Linked DNA regions of Homo sapiens: regions 1, 2 and 4 are each linked to region 3. The links are chromatin contacts, found by Hi-C or POLR2A ChIA-PET in ENCODE. All regions are on one chromosome and are shown on one strand. Each heading gives the region's core, a stretch centred on a gene start or an enhancer-like site at or near the end of the contact. The rest is flanking DNA. Distances are from core to core; before and after follow the strand shown. Region 1 holds the start of DNAJC28 (DnaJ heat shock protein family (Hsp40) member C28). Region 2 holds the start of DONSON (DNA replication fork stabilization factor DONSON). Region 3 holds the start of URB1-AS1 (URB1 antisense RNA 1 (head to head)). Region 4 holds the start of ATP5PO (ATP synthase peripheral stalk subunit OSCP).

The links. Hi-C counts contacts between places; a loop is a spot of excess contacts on that map. ChIA-PET counts read pairs that join two places held with the same protein, here RNA polymerase II (POLR2A). Pooled maps may share reads with other maps.
Region 1: a map of CD8-positive, alpha-beta T cell shows a loop between it and region 3 (6-fold over the local background). The contact joins the promoter of DNAJC28 here to the promoter of URB1-AS1 in region 3. A Hi-C loop is called at or near these places in 2 of 168 maps with a recorded cell type or tissue (CD4-positive, alpha-beta T cell and CD8-positive, alpha-beta T cell) and 8 of 50 pooled maps.
Region 2: a map of naive thymus-derived CD4-positive, alpha-beta T cell shows a loop between it and region 3 (9-fold over the local background). The contact joins the promoter of DONSON here to the promoter of URB1-AS1 in region 3. A Hi-C loop is called at or near these places in 1 of 168 maps with a recorded cell type or tissue (naive thymus-derived CD4-positive, alpha-beta T cell) and 8 of 50 pooled maps. POLR2A ChIA-PET finds 5 or more read pairs at or near these places in 1 of 52 experiments (OCI-LY7).
Region 4: a map of B cell shows a loop between it and region 3 (12-fold over the local background). The contact joins the promoter of ATP5PO here to the promoter of URB1-AS1 in region 3. A Hi-C loop is called at or near these places in 1 of 168 maps with a recorded cell type or tissue (B cell) and 7 of 50 pooled maps. POLR2A ChIA-PET finds 5 or more read pairs at or near these places in 1 of 52 experiments (OCI-LY7).

Annotation. Positions count from the first base shown.
Region 1 is chr21:33,490,342-33,493,041 of GRCh38, forward strand. It overlaps DNAJC28 (DnaJ heat shock protein family (Hsp40) member C28), which reads right to left and starts at 1,375. Exons shown (of 2, transcript NM_001040192.3): 1 at 1,261-1,375.
Region 2 is chr21:33,587,316-33,590,015 of GRCh38, forward strand. DONSON (DNA replication fork stabilization factor DONSON) reads right to left here and starts at 1,369. Exons shown (of 10, transcript NM_017613.4): 1 at 1,006-1,369; 2 at 207-287. The coding sequence starts at 1,326. It overlaps CRYZL1 (crystallin zeta like 1), which reads right to left. Exons shown (of 13, transcript NM_145858.3): 13 at 2,026-2,606. The coding sequence ends at 2,507. RefSeq lists a silencer at 910-1,599 and an enhancer at 1,058-1,557.
Region 3 is chr21:32,391,765-32,394,464 of GRCh38, forward strand. It overlaps URB1-AS1 (URB1 antisense RNA 1 (head to head)), which reads left to right and starts at 1,369. Exons shown (of 1, transcript NR_026845.1): 1 at 1,369-2,196. URB1 (URB1 ribosome biogenesis factor) reads right to left here and starts at 1,248. Exons shown (of 39, transcript NM_014825.3): 1 at 1,005-1,248. The coding sequence starts at 1,146. RefSeq lists enhancers at 514-1,296, 1,156-1,450, 1,297-2,078, 1,601-1,850.
Region 4 is chr21:33,914,554-33,917,253 of GRCh38, forward strand. It overlaps ATP5PO (ATP synthase peripheral stalk subunit OSCP), which reads right to left and starts at 1,251. Exons shown (of 7, transcript NM_001697.3): 1 at 1,175-1,251. The coding sequence starts at 1,210. RefSeq lists enhancers at 1-308, 823-1,432.

The DNA.
Region 1 (2,700 bases), core at 125-2,624, 1.1 Mb after region 3:
TGTGATCTGCCCGCCTCGACCTCCCAAAGTGCTGGGATTACAGGCGTGAGCCACCGCACCCAGCCCCACCAGCTGCATTCTTATAGCTATATTTCACTGATGTGGGCAGAAAAGTGGAAGCTGATGAAGTTTAGTGTTAACATATTGTGGGGCCAGGCACGGTGGCACACGCCTGTAATCCCAGTACTTTAGGAGGCCGAGGTGGGTGGATCACCTGAGGTCAGGAGTTCGAGATCAGCCTGGCTAACATGGCAAAACCCTGTCTCTACTAAAAATACAAAAATTAACTGGAGGTTGCAGTCCCAGCTACTCGGGAGGCTGAGGCAAGAGAATCGCTTGAACCCGGGAGGTGGAGGTTGCAGTGAACCGAGATCGTGCCACTGCACTCCAGCCTGGGCAACAGAGTGAGACTCTGTCTCAAAAAAATATAGATAGATAGAATCTGGATTCTACCCCTCACTAACTAACCGTATATTTTACAAGTGGAAAGTTCTTAGAGATCATCTAATCCAATCTTCTCATTTAATGAGAAAACGTAGGTCCGGAAGGTTAAGCAATTTAACCAAGTCCCATAACAAGGTGTAAGCAAAATGGTTAGGGGTGGGCACAGTAAAAAAGGAGGCTTGCTTAACTGTCTATACCTCCAGCCGATTATAAACTGCACGAGAGTCTGCATCATCTCAAGAAGTCTTCTCATAAGACGACTTATGGACAAGGTACGTACCTGGTCTGATACTGGATTGAATAGAATCAAGTGTCCAAAAGACTTTAAGCTCCACAGCTCGCTAGGAAGGAGCTATCTGCCAGAGGCCAGAAAAACCATGATGAATTGTGAGGCCTCCCAACACGTTTGCTGCTATTGCAATAACATGGTCTCGAAGAGGAGGAAGACTTGTACACTGACAATGGCCAAAAAATACTGGAAGTGGCTTAATTGGAATTGGGATATATAAACGCTAAAACGGAGCTCCTGAGACCCCCTATTTTCTAGGCAATCGGTGCCAACGGTCTGGGAGCCGGCTGCGAAGGTGGTTATCATGGCAAGGGAGGTCGGTCCTGCCCCGCCCCCTCCTCACCTGCGCAGACCTGGGGTAGGGGTTCCGCGGCTCCCGCCCCCCTGCCGCGCCTCTGCGCATGCGTGCGCGGTCCGCCCTTCACTGCGGGTGTCCCTCCCACCGCCTCCAGCTGGTGCCTCCGCCGGGCTAGACCATTTGCCACTTTACACTGAGGGGCTCGGGGGTACGGAAGGCAGAATCGTACCTGATTGGGACAGGTGACCTTACCAGGAAAACGGACAATCTTCCGCCAAACGAACTTTACCCCGGAGGACCCAGGCAGGGCACCTCGGGAGCCTTCGTCCCGACCGGGGACCACCAGCTCCACCTCCGTCCCCGCCCCGAGCGGAGGTGGTCCGGCCGATTGGGATTGTGGGAGATGTAGTTCGCTAGAAGGGGCGATGTGCGCCTGCGCCTCTCGGGAGGGACTTAGGGGGCGTCGAAAATGATGTAAAGACCGAGTTGGCGGCGTGGGGAGTTGTGGCTCGGAGGGCGAGGGTAACTTTCTGGGGGCAGGGGAAGGCAAGGCTGTTTCCCCGGAACGGGACCGGAACAGGTTTATTCGGGGTCACAGAAGGAGTCACCTGCGCAGATACATGAGGCTTAAAACCTGCCCTTTTATTAATTCAAGTACTGTTGAGGGGCTGGCGACAGGCCAGAGGACAAAATCAAAATAGGGATCTTCTGGCTTGGAGTTCAACCACTGACGTGGGGACTGAGCATTTCCCCTCTCTGTACAGGAAGCAAGTTTTTTAACAAGGAAAAAGAAAAAGGATAAAAAGAAAAAGGCAGAGGCTTGGGAGTTTTCAGATCTGGGTTGAAAATCCTGTTTCTTCTGCTTGCACCTTAGGCAAGATACCTGCAAAATGAGAGTTGCAATAAATAGTAAACTATAGTAAATAGTATGCCATTGTGCTAAGTGCTTTATGTATATTCTCATTTACTTTTTTTTTTTTTTTTTTGAGACAGAGTCTCGCTCTGTCGCCCAGGCTGGAGTGTGGTGGCGCGATCTCGGCTCGCTGCAACCTCCACCTCCCGGGTTTAAGCTATTCTCCTGCCTCAGCCTCCCGAGTAGCTGGAATTACAGGCGCGCACCACCATGCCCAGCTAATTTTTTTGTATTTTTAGTGGAGACCAGGTTTCACCATGTTGGCCAGGCTGGTCTCGAACCCCTGAGCTAAGGTGATCTGCCTGCCTCGGCCTTTCAAAGTGCTGGGATTACAGGCATTCATTTAATCTTTACAACAGCCCTCTGAGATAAATGCTGTTATTTTCCCTATTTTACATATAATGAAATAATAATTGTATCAACTTCATTGACTTTTTTAGGGGGAGAATTACACAATGTATGTAAACCACTTGGCACTGTGCCTCGCACATTAAGCAATATTTTTTGTTATGACTGTGTCTCCTAAAAGGAGCCAGAAATAGGTATTAGCCTCCTCAGCTTCTACATCATAAACATTAGAATCATTTATTGCCATCTATGTAGGAACACAGAAAAAGATACAGTATAAACTCTGATTCTGAGGGCTTTAGTTATAAGCAAACAATCAACAAAATAACTCATGTGAAAGAAAATAGGATTTCTGGCCGGGCGCGGTGCTCACGCCTGTAATCCCAGCACTTTGGGAGGCCGAGGCGG
Region 2 (2,700 bases), core at 119-2,618, 1.2 Mb after region 3:
TCATCATTACTGTATCAAACCAACTCCTTTACCTTGGCTGATGCGGTATTTTCATCCCTGGTTGAGATGATCAAGCCTCTCTGTAAAACTACTTTCCAAGCAAAATGCTTCTGAGAAGTATAAATGTATTTTTAAAAATAGGCTCAAATCCTATGAAAAAAAAGTTTATACAAATACACATTCTAATGATATTTAAAAAGTATTACCTGAGGTAATTCAGTAACAGTTGTTCTTTCAGGAAACTTCTCTTCCCATAGCAAATCATTTTCTTGATTAGAATCTAAAAACTGAGGTTAAATATATTCTCCTTTAAAATTTAAAGGATGCTGAAGTTTGCGTTAAATATGTACAGAGCCTCACCTGGCATACATGTTTCTCAATAAACGCAAGTACACCTAAATTCAGAGGCACCCCATCCAATCTATGAGTTTCAACACTTCAGTTTTGTGTCTGAACTTTAGTATCAAAATTGAGGGGAACAGGGACCGGCGTTTCAAACCGAAAGATCCAAAAGGCTTTGGGTAAGACAGATGCTAGTGAATTCTGACCCCACGAATCCTCGACATTCCCCCATCTCCAGAATAATTTGGAGTGCGTGAGAGAAGGGAGGCCCTAAATCACGGGGGAAGCAGGGCTTGTCACCTGCCCCATCGAACAGCGTCCTTGCAAGATGGGGGCTCTCAGGGTTTTTCGAGCTCTTTTCCAAGTCACCTCTAAGTCCTCTCCAAGGGGCTCCTCGCTGCCCTCTGGGGCCCCCTCACTTTCCTCGGGAACGCGTCCCGTGAGCACAGCCCGCAGCGGGGTAGCCAGGGGAGCGCTCTTCCCACAAACCCGGCCTTGCCAGAATCGCGGCTCCCAGGGCGGGGTACCCTAAGGCCACGGGCGGCCGAAGTCTTCGCGCCCATTTCCTTGCCTCGAACGCGAGGACTTTCCATCCCCCATTCACAGCTGGCTCAACCCACGAAAGACAAGAGCCCCTTGGCGGCCAGGCTACAAGACACTCACCGGGACCGGGGCCTCCGGCTGCTCGCGGGCCGGCCCGTCGGGGGGCTCCGCGGCGACCCGCGGTCGGTTGTCCAGGCGGGCGAAGGGGTTCCTCCGAGCAGCGGCCGGGCCGCCGCCGCTGCCACCGCCTCTGCCCCCCGCAGCAGGGAAAGGGCGAAGAGGCAGCCCCGCCACCAGGGCGGCTCGGCGGGCCGCCGGCTCCGTCAGCTCACGGGGCGGGGAGGCGGCAGCTCCACGGCTCCGGGCCCTTTTCCGTCGGAGCCGCACTACCTCGGGCGGCTTTCGGAAGCCCGGTGAGTAGCCGGGCACCGAAAGGGCCATGACGCGCGGCGGCTGAGGGTAGCCGGCCGCCCTACAGAGACTTCCCGCGCGCGCCGGGCCCGCCCCTGACGTGGCGCCTCGCCGAGCTCCCGCCCCCGACGCGGCCCCGCCTCCGCCCCCGCCGGTTCCGAGCGGAGCATGCGCAGTGGGCAGCCCGCGAGACGCAGCCCGCAGCGGCGATCCCGGGTGGCCGTCAACGCCCACTGTCCCAGCGGTGACCCTGCCCTGGCGCTTCTGCCAGGTCCTCGGCCAGAGTCCAGTCGCCAGGTTCAGCGACGCTTCTGGAAAGTATGCGATCCAGGGCGCTGATGTGCACTACCCTGTGGGGCACCGAAATAGCTTAACTCTATTTAAGCCCGCAGCAGGGATGTGATCAGCCCGGGGTTTGGCGCCTGGATGAAAAGGAAACAAACTTGAGCTGCGGCGATGGGCTGCTGCTTCCATAAACTTAAGAGAGGGCAGTGGCTACTGCTCTCAAGAGGCGAGGAGAGGGGACTAGGCCACCTTCCTCAACCCCCAGAGAACTCAGATAAGACGTCAGCACGCTTCCTATGCCAGCGCAGCCTACCGACATCCCTCCCTTCCCCGTTCCCAGTGCCTGGTCATCTCAGACTTCCAGGCAGCTGCCACTGGCAAGTTAATGGGATCTTCTTTGATCCTGGGGAAAGCCGGAGTGAATGAATAGTTGAAAACACAAAATTTAAGTGCCTATGGGCTAAGTCTTTTAAGACTTCAAAATATACTCAAATGCTTAAATTATGACAGCAAAGACTTAAGGAAGGTGTTGAGAACGGAGTTGATACAAAATTAATACGTTACTTTGATAGCTTAGCAAAGGCCTGCAACAGCTTTTATCAAGAGTAGTGTGACTTTTGCTGAAAGCAGCAGTTTTCTTCATGGAAGGAATTTTATAGCAGGGGCAAAATATATAGAAACAATGAAAAGGTTTTTAGAAAAATTCCCTTAAGATGTTAATTATAGAATTATCTTGATCATTTGCACAAGAATTTTTCAAACACTTTTCAAATGTGTCAACTGAGCATCTTGTCTTAGCAGAGAAACGTGCTTAAAAATGCAACTTGTTTTATCTTCCTTGGTTTTTCTCAACAATTTCCAAAGAAAATTCTGGCTTCAAATACTGGAATATGTTCATCCGACTGAGGTCTGAGAAAGAAGAAAATTAAAATTGAACAACTTGCTTTTTTCTTCCTTGATTTTTCTGAACAGCTTCCATGGAAACTTTTGCCTCATACAGTGGAATGGGTTCATCCAACTGAGGTCTGAGAAGGAATGAAATTAGAAATGTCAGGTCTAGTTAAAGATAAGTAGAACAAACAGGGTGGTATATGACAAATGCTAGTGCTCAAATCTATT
Region 3 (2,700 bases), core at 119-2,618:
CCCTTTGAGAAGACAAGGTGGGAAGATTGCTTGAGACTGGGAGTTCGAGGGCAGCCTGGACAACATAGTGAGATTCCATCTCTACAAAAAGTAAAAAAAAAAAAAAAAACATAGCTGGGCATGGTGTTGTGCACCTACAATCTCAGCTACTTGGGAGGCTGAGGTGGGAGGACAGCTTAAGCCCAGAAGTTCAAGGCTGCAGTGAGCTATGATAGTGCCACTGCACTTCAGCCTGGGCAACAGAGCAAGACCCTGTCGTTTAAAAAAAAAAATGAGGACAAAAATTGGAAGTTGAAGATATTTTGGCCATTAATTTAATCGTTTATTTAACCTGGGAGAAAAACTGCCACTGTTTTATTTTAGAGCAATGCTTCCACATGGCAACACGTTCAATTGCGTTTTTCCCAAACCATGTTACTTTCCAAACGATTACAAGTAGTCGCGAAGGGTGGTCACACTTTACAAAAAGTGTAATTAAATTATAGAGTCGGCTACATCTCAGTCACTGGCCCATTCCTGGTCAACTGACAAGTAGCTGTGGTGGCTTCTAGTAGCTTGTTACAAGTCATCAAGTCAGTATGAGTGTTGGGGGATGGAAGCTATTGAAAACGGTGCTGACGGCCCAAGGAGTAGCAAACTGTCTCATGAACCGTCCTGAGCCGACTCAGTAAGGACTCAATAGAGAAGGACACTTCATTTACTTCCCTGACAACTGCAATAAAGAGGTTTTAGAGCTCGCTGAGGGATGCTGCCTGGGCAAGGGAAATAAATGTGTTGTAACATGAAACGGTCCCAATCAAGCAAGTCGGGGCCCTCTCGCTGTCGCCGACAGTCCAGAGCAAGGAAGTACACAGCAGTCCTGAACCTCAGTTTTCTGCAAACCAGAGGCTTGCCACTGAGCCTATGTGACCCGAAAGCTGCAGAAAGGAGAGGCTGTGCCCGGCACACGGAGGCCGCCTCGCCAGCCTGTGCTCCCGACCCTGCGCCTGCCGCCCCGGACTCACCTGGCCCGGGGCCCTGCGGGTCCTTCAGCTGAGCCTTGAACCGCACGCCCGTGAGCTCTTCTTTGCGGGCGCGCTTGGCTGCACCCGCGGAGGAAGCCGCGCCGTCCTGGCCGCCCGAGGCCTTCCTCTTGGGGACCCCCATGGCCGAGAGGGCGGAAGCGCGACGGAAACGACACACCTGAGGGGACCCGGCAGGAGCACTGGCACAGACAGCAGACACGCGCTTCAGGCCCACATGGCGCAGGAAGAGGCGGGGCTGGCGGAAGAGGCGGGGCTGGCGGAAGAGGCGGGGCTCGGGGAAAGGCCGGCGGAAGGGGCCGACCCGCGCGAGGCTGGGACCGGCGGAAGGGGCGTGGCCTGCAGAAGGGGCGGGGCGATAGGGATCCAGAGTCTTGGGGATCCAGAGTCTTGGGGCTCCATGTGAGTTTGCTGTACCGGTTGTCCCGGTCACGGCATGGGGCGAGCGGACACTCCACGACACCCCCCGCCCCCGGCTGCAGGGTTTGGGGTCCACCGGGGCGCATTTCTGATCCCAGTGGCTCTTCGGGTGCTCTTGGCCGGAAGAACTCCCAGACCTTTCACTCCTGGCCTGGCCGATCCACGAAGACTCGGGCCCCGGCGCGTCCAAGCAGCACAATGAGTAGTTCTTGACCCGAGGTCGCCCTGAAGGTGTCGCATGAAGAGCTTGCTTCACACACAACAGGATTCGATACTTTGCCAATTCAAGGCCCTGGTGGCTGGCCGGGAAGGTGGATTCGCCTTGGCTAGGTGCCAGGCAGGTCCGCCTGTGCGGGTGCCCCTGACTTCGACCCCTAGCTTATGTCACAGCCCGAACCAGATCGACTGGTCTGGTAGCAGCCTGTCACTCCAGACTGTCCTCCACCCCAGACTTCCGCAAACTGATGGGCTCTTTGCGCCGTGCAGGGTGGGAGGAGAAGACCAAACGAAGTAACGTCTGTAAAACCCCTTCCTGGACAGCGTAAGGCCTCCACATCTAAGTTCCTGTCATTAAAATGGAGACAGCAAAGCCGACCCTATCCAGTCCTTGGGACTGTTATGAACAGAAAATGATGCAATGTATGAAAAACTGCTTTGAGGAGAAAAACAACACAGTGTGTTTTTGGAAGATGTGATTGATTTGTAAACCGCATTAAATGCTCTGAAATAAAATGAAAGTAAAAATAAGTAAAAACAGGCTGGTACATATTTTAATACGACTTCATCGATACTTAGGTATGTGTCCAAATAAATCATGAACCAGCGCATTAGATAAGTAACTTGGTGATTACTGAAATTCTCCATCAGGTTGTCCTCTAGTCTAAGAAAATTGTGTTTCATATTCTGTAAGCAGATGTGTTTTGAACATCTGAGGATGTGGGCTTTTGTGGCCTGTTGGGGTCTCAGAGTTTCTAGTAGAAAAAGCACGTGTGTTGACGCTGAGCCTCTGTCCCGACAAGATGATTGTGCCTGTGGAGATGTCTATGTTGTAGGCAGGTCAGAGAGAGGGTGTCACCCCTAGCAGATATGAGCTAATGCAGCAATGTTAAGAGAGGGGAATATGCTCAAAAAGTCATCTGTAAAAGGCAACACTCATTAGTGAATACAGACTTAATTCTGACTGATTATCCACACTGGTCCTCTTCTTTGGTTAATCGCTAACCACCAACTTTGTTTTCTGCCATGGTGGTCCCAACCA
Region 4 (2,700 bases), core at 1-2,500, 1.5 Mb after region 3:
CATTTAACTCAATAACAACAAAAAATTTTAAATAACCTTAAAATCATTACTTTTGTCTCTTTGTATATTCACATATTACATGAGGGTGAGCTACTTACTATTACTAAGGGGTAAACTTACCCAATGAGGATTATGCCAAGTTGCTTGGGAAATCACCTTCCCACGAACCTCCTAGTTTGCTAGGAATGGACCGAGGCTAGCATACCCGTAAGACAGAAAAACACTAACTTCCAAGGAGTGCATGTTTCAAAAATATTTAACCAAAATTTTGGCGTTTCTATTAACAGACCCTTGAGCAGATCATTTGCAACAGACGTACCCTCCTCGGAATGCAAATGCTATCTGAAAATAAAGATGAATTTTTTGAGTACTGCCGCAGAGTTTGATCTGACAAGAAGCCTTAGTTCTGAGAGACACTATCCTGCCCATCAAAAGACAGAGCTGGAATACACAGTTTAAAAATCACCTGCAAGCGCACAGGTCACAGATCACAGGTCACCTTCAAATACTCCAGCTATGGAACGTGTTTTATCAAAACTGCTTGTGAGGATTAAGACTTTTTAATGCTTATGAAAAAATTACCTAAGATGCCAGGAAGGGGTCATGATATGTAAAGCACCATGGTGAGATGCAGCACAAACAGCATAACATTTTTTCAAACTCGATCTTCTGGGTGATTCCGTGGGTTCAAATCTCAATTCTACCACTTACTGACTGAGCAGCCAAAGACTCATTTAAACTTTTCGGCCTCATTTTATTTATAAAACTGTGAAATGTGTTTTACAAATATTCCTTAGCATTACTAGTAAGTGATCTCTGACAGGTTTTACCACAATGGCAAAGGAAGCTGATTTGGGGGCTAGTCCATGCCCCTTCCCCGGAATTCAGCGAAGGGCAGACCCCCTCTCCTGCGCCCCTCAGGCTAGCAGCTTCCAGGGGCTGTGCTCGGAAGACGCCAAGGTTACGGCACGCGCAGCCCCGCGCCTACTGCCCCGTAGGCATCCCGGGGGACAAACGCTGGGTCGTCCTGAGTCGCTCCCACTCGCCAGGTCCCATAACCTTGAAGACTGCCAGACTTCCCCAGCCGAAGCATCGCACCCTGGTGCTCGAGGTTTGGTACCGGTCATCCCAGGAGGGATCCTCCCACTGGCTCTCAGGACCACCTTTCTCTCACCTGCCGGGAGAGCCCGGACACTGCTGGGGCAGCCATCTTCTCCCGGGCGGCTGTAGGTCAAACCCGAGTGGGAAGAGAGAAACGCGCAAGGGCGCACGCGCGCGTTGGCGTAACCGCTAGGTTCTCTGGGAAGTGTAGGCGTAGGGCGTCAGGCCGCAGGCGCAGAGACCTCCCTCGGGCTGGGAGTTGTAGTTCTTAGCAGTGGTAAGGGCTGGACCCTCGGGGTGGAGCCACAGGGCTTCGACTGCATCTGAAAATGAAGTCATTGTTACTGGCCAAGCGGCGCTCACTGTAGAATGGATTTGCTGTCCCCAGTTTTAAAATTTACATTTAGATAAATATGGTGGCATTTGTTCCATTTCACAGTTATTACCAGCGTCACTGGCTTCTTTACACTTCCTTCCCAGCATGCTAAAGCCTGCATCAATGGCTTTTTCTCACGTTGCATACAAAGACAAAACCAAAACAAAACAAAAAGCCCCCAGGAGCCTTGCAGCTCCAGGAGCGGACACCACGTCTCTCTTACCTGGGCCATGACTACCCATTGTTAAATAAAGAATTATTCAGTGATGCTTATTAAAGCATGATAAGGAAGACTTTATTCAGGACCATAGCGATGGGTATAGGACCAGTGCAACAGGGTCTGGGAGTGGGCAGAGAGATTGGGCTCAACTCCGAAAGCAGAATGGGCAAATGGGAATTTATGGCCAAGGAGCAGTGCGGGGGTCAGTGGATAGAAAATTACTTAGAGGAAACTGGGGTAAGAGGGATTCTGGCTAAAATGACCTAGAGGAATCTTGTAGAAGACAGGCCAGGGTGATCAGACATCACCTGGGGGATGGTGAAGGATGAAGACCCTGATCAGATATCAAAGATGATCGGTTGTCGAAGATTGGGGGTTCTGGCTAAACTGACTTAGCAGTTTTGCTAAAACTGGACTTTACAAGGAGGTGCATAGATAGGACTACGAGAAGGTTCAGAAGTCTCACTAAAGTTTGGCCAAGCAAAAGCAAAGAATCCCTGTGGCCCTCCATTCCCCTCCCCTCTCCCCCATCTCACCTGAGTATAGAACTGAGCTGTTGGTTTGTGAGGGCATATGGGATTCTGGTACCTAGATTCTTGATTCTGGCTAGGGCAGAGTGGCTATCTGAGCATCAGGCCTAAAATAGGAGAACCCGGGTTTGAGCAAATTTGATATTGAAACTGAGAACTGGGTACTAGCCTTGGATATAGTTTGTCTGCATCCATAAAAACAACCTATCTTCAACCCATTCTCTCTAAATAGAACTTGGTCGAATTTTCTCCTCTGTCAGAGAAGAGACTGGCTGGCAGAGCAAGGGTCAGTATTCCTGGTTGTAATAGTGGGGGTTCTGTAATCAACTTAAAAGAAAAATTCTCTGCTCAGATTTATTATAGAAACACGTTAATTCACTATTTTGCCCTTTTAGAGAGCAGTTTTCTCATTATTACAATTTTTATTTTTTGAGACAGAGTCTCGCTTTGTCACCCAGGCTGGAGTGCAGTGG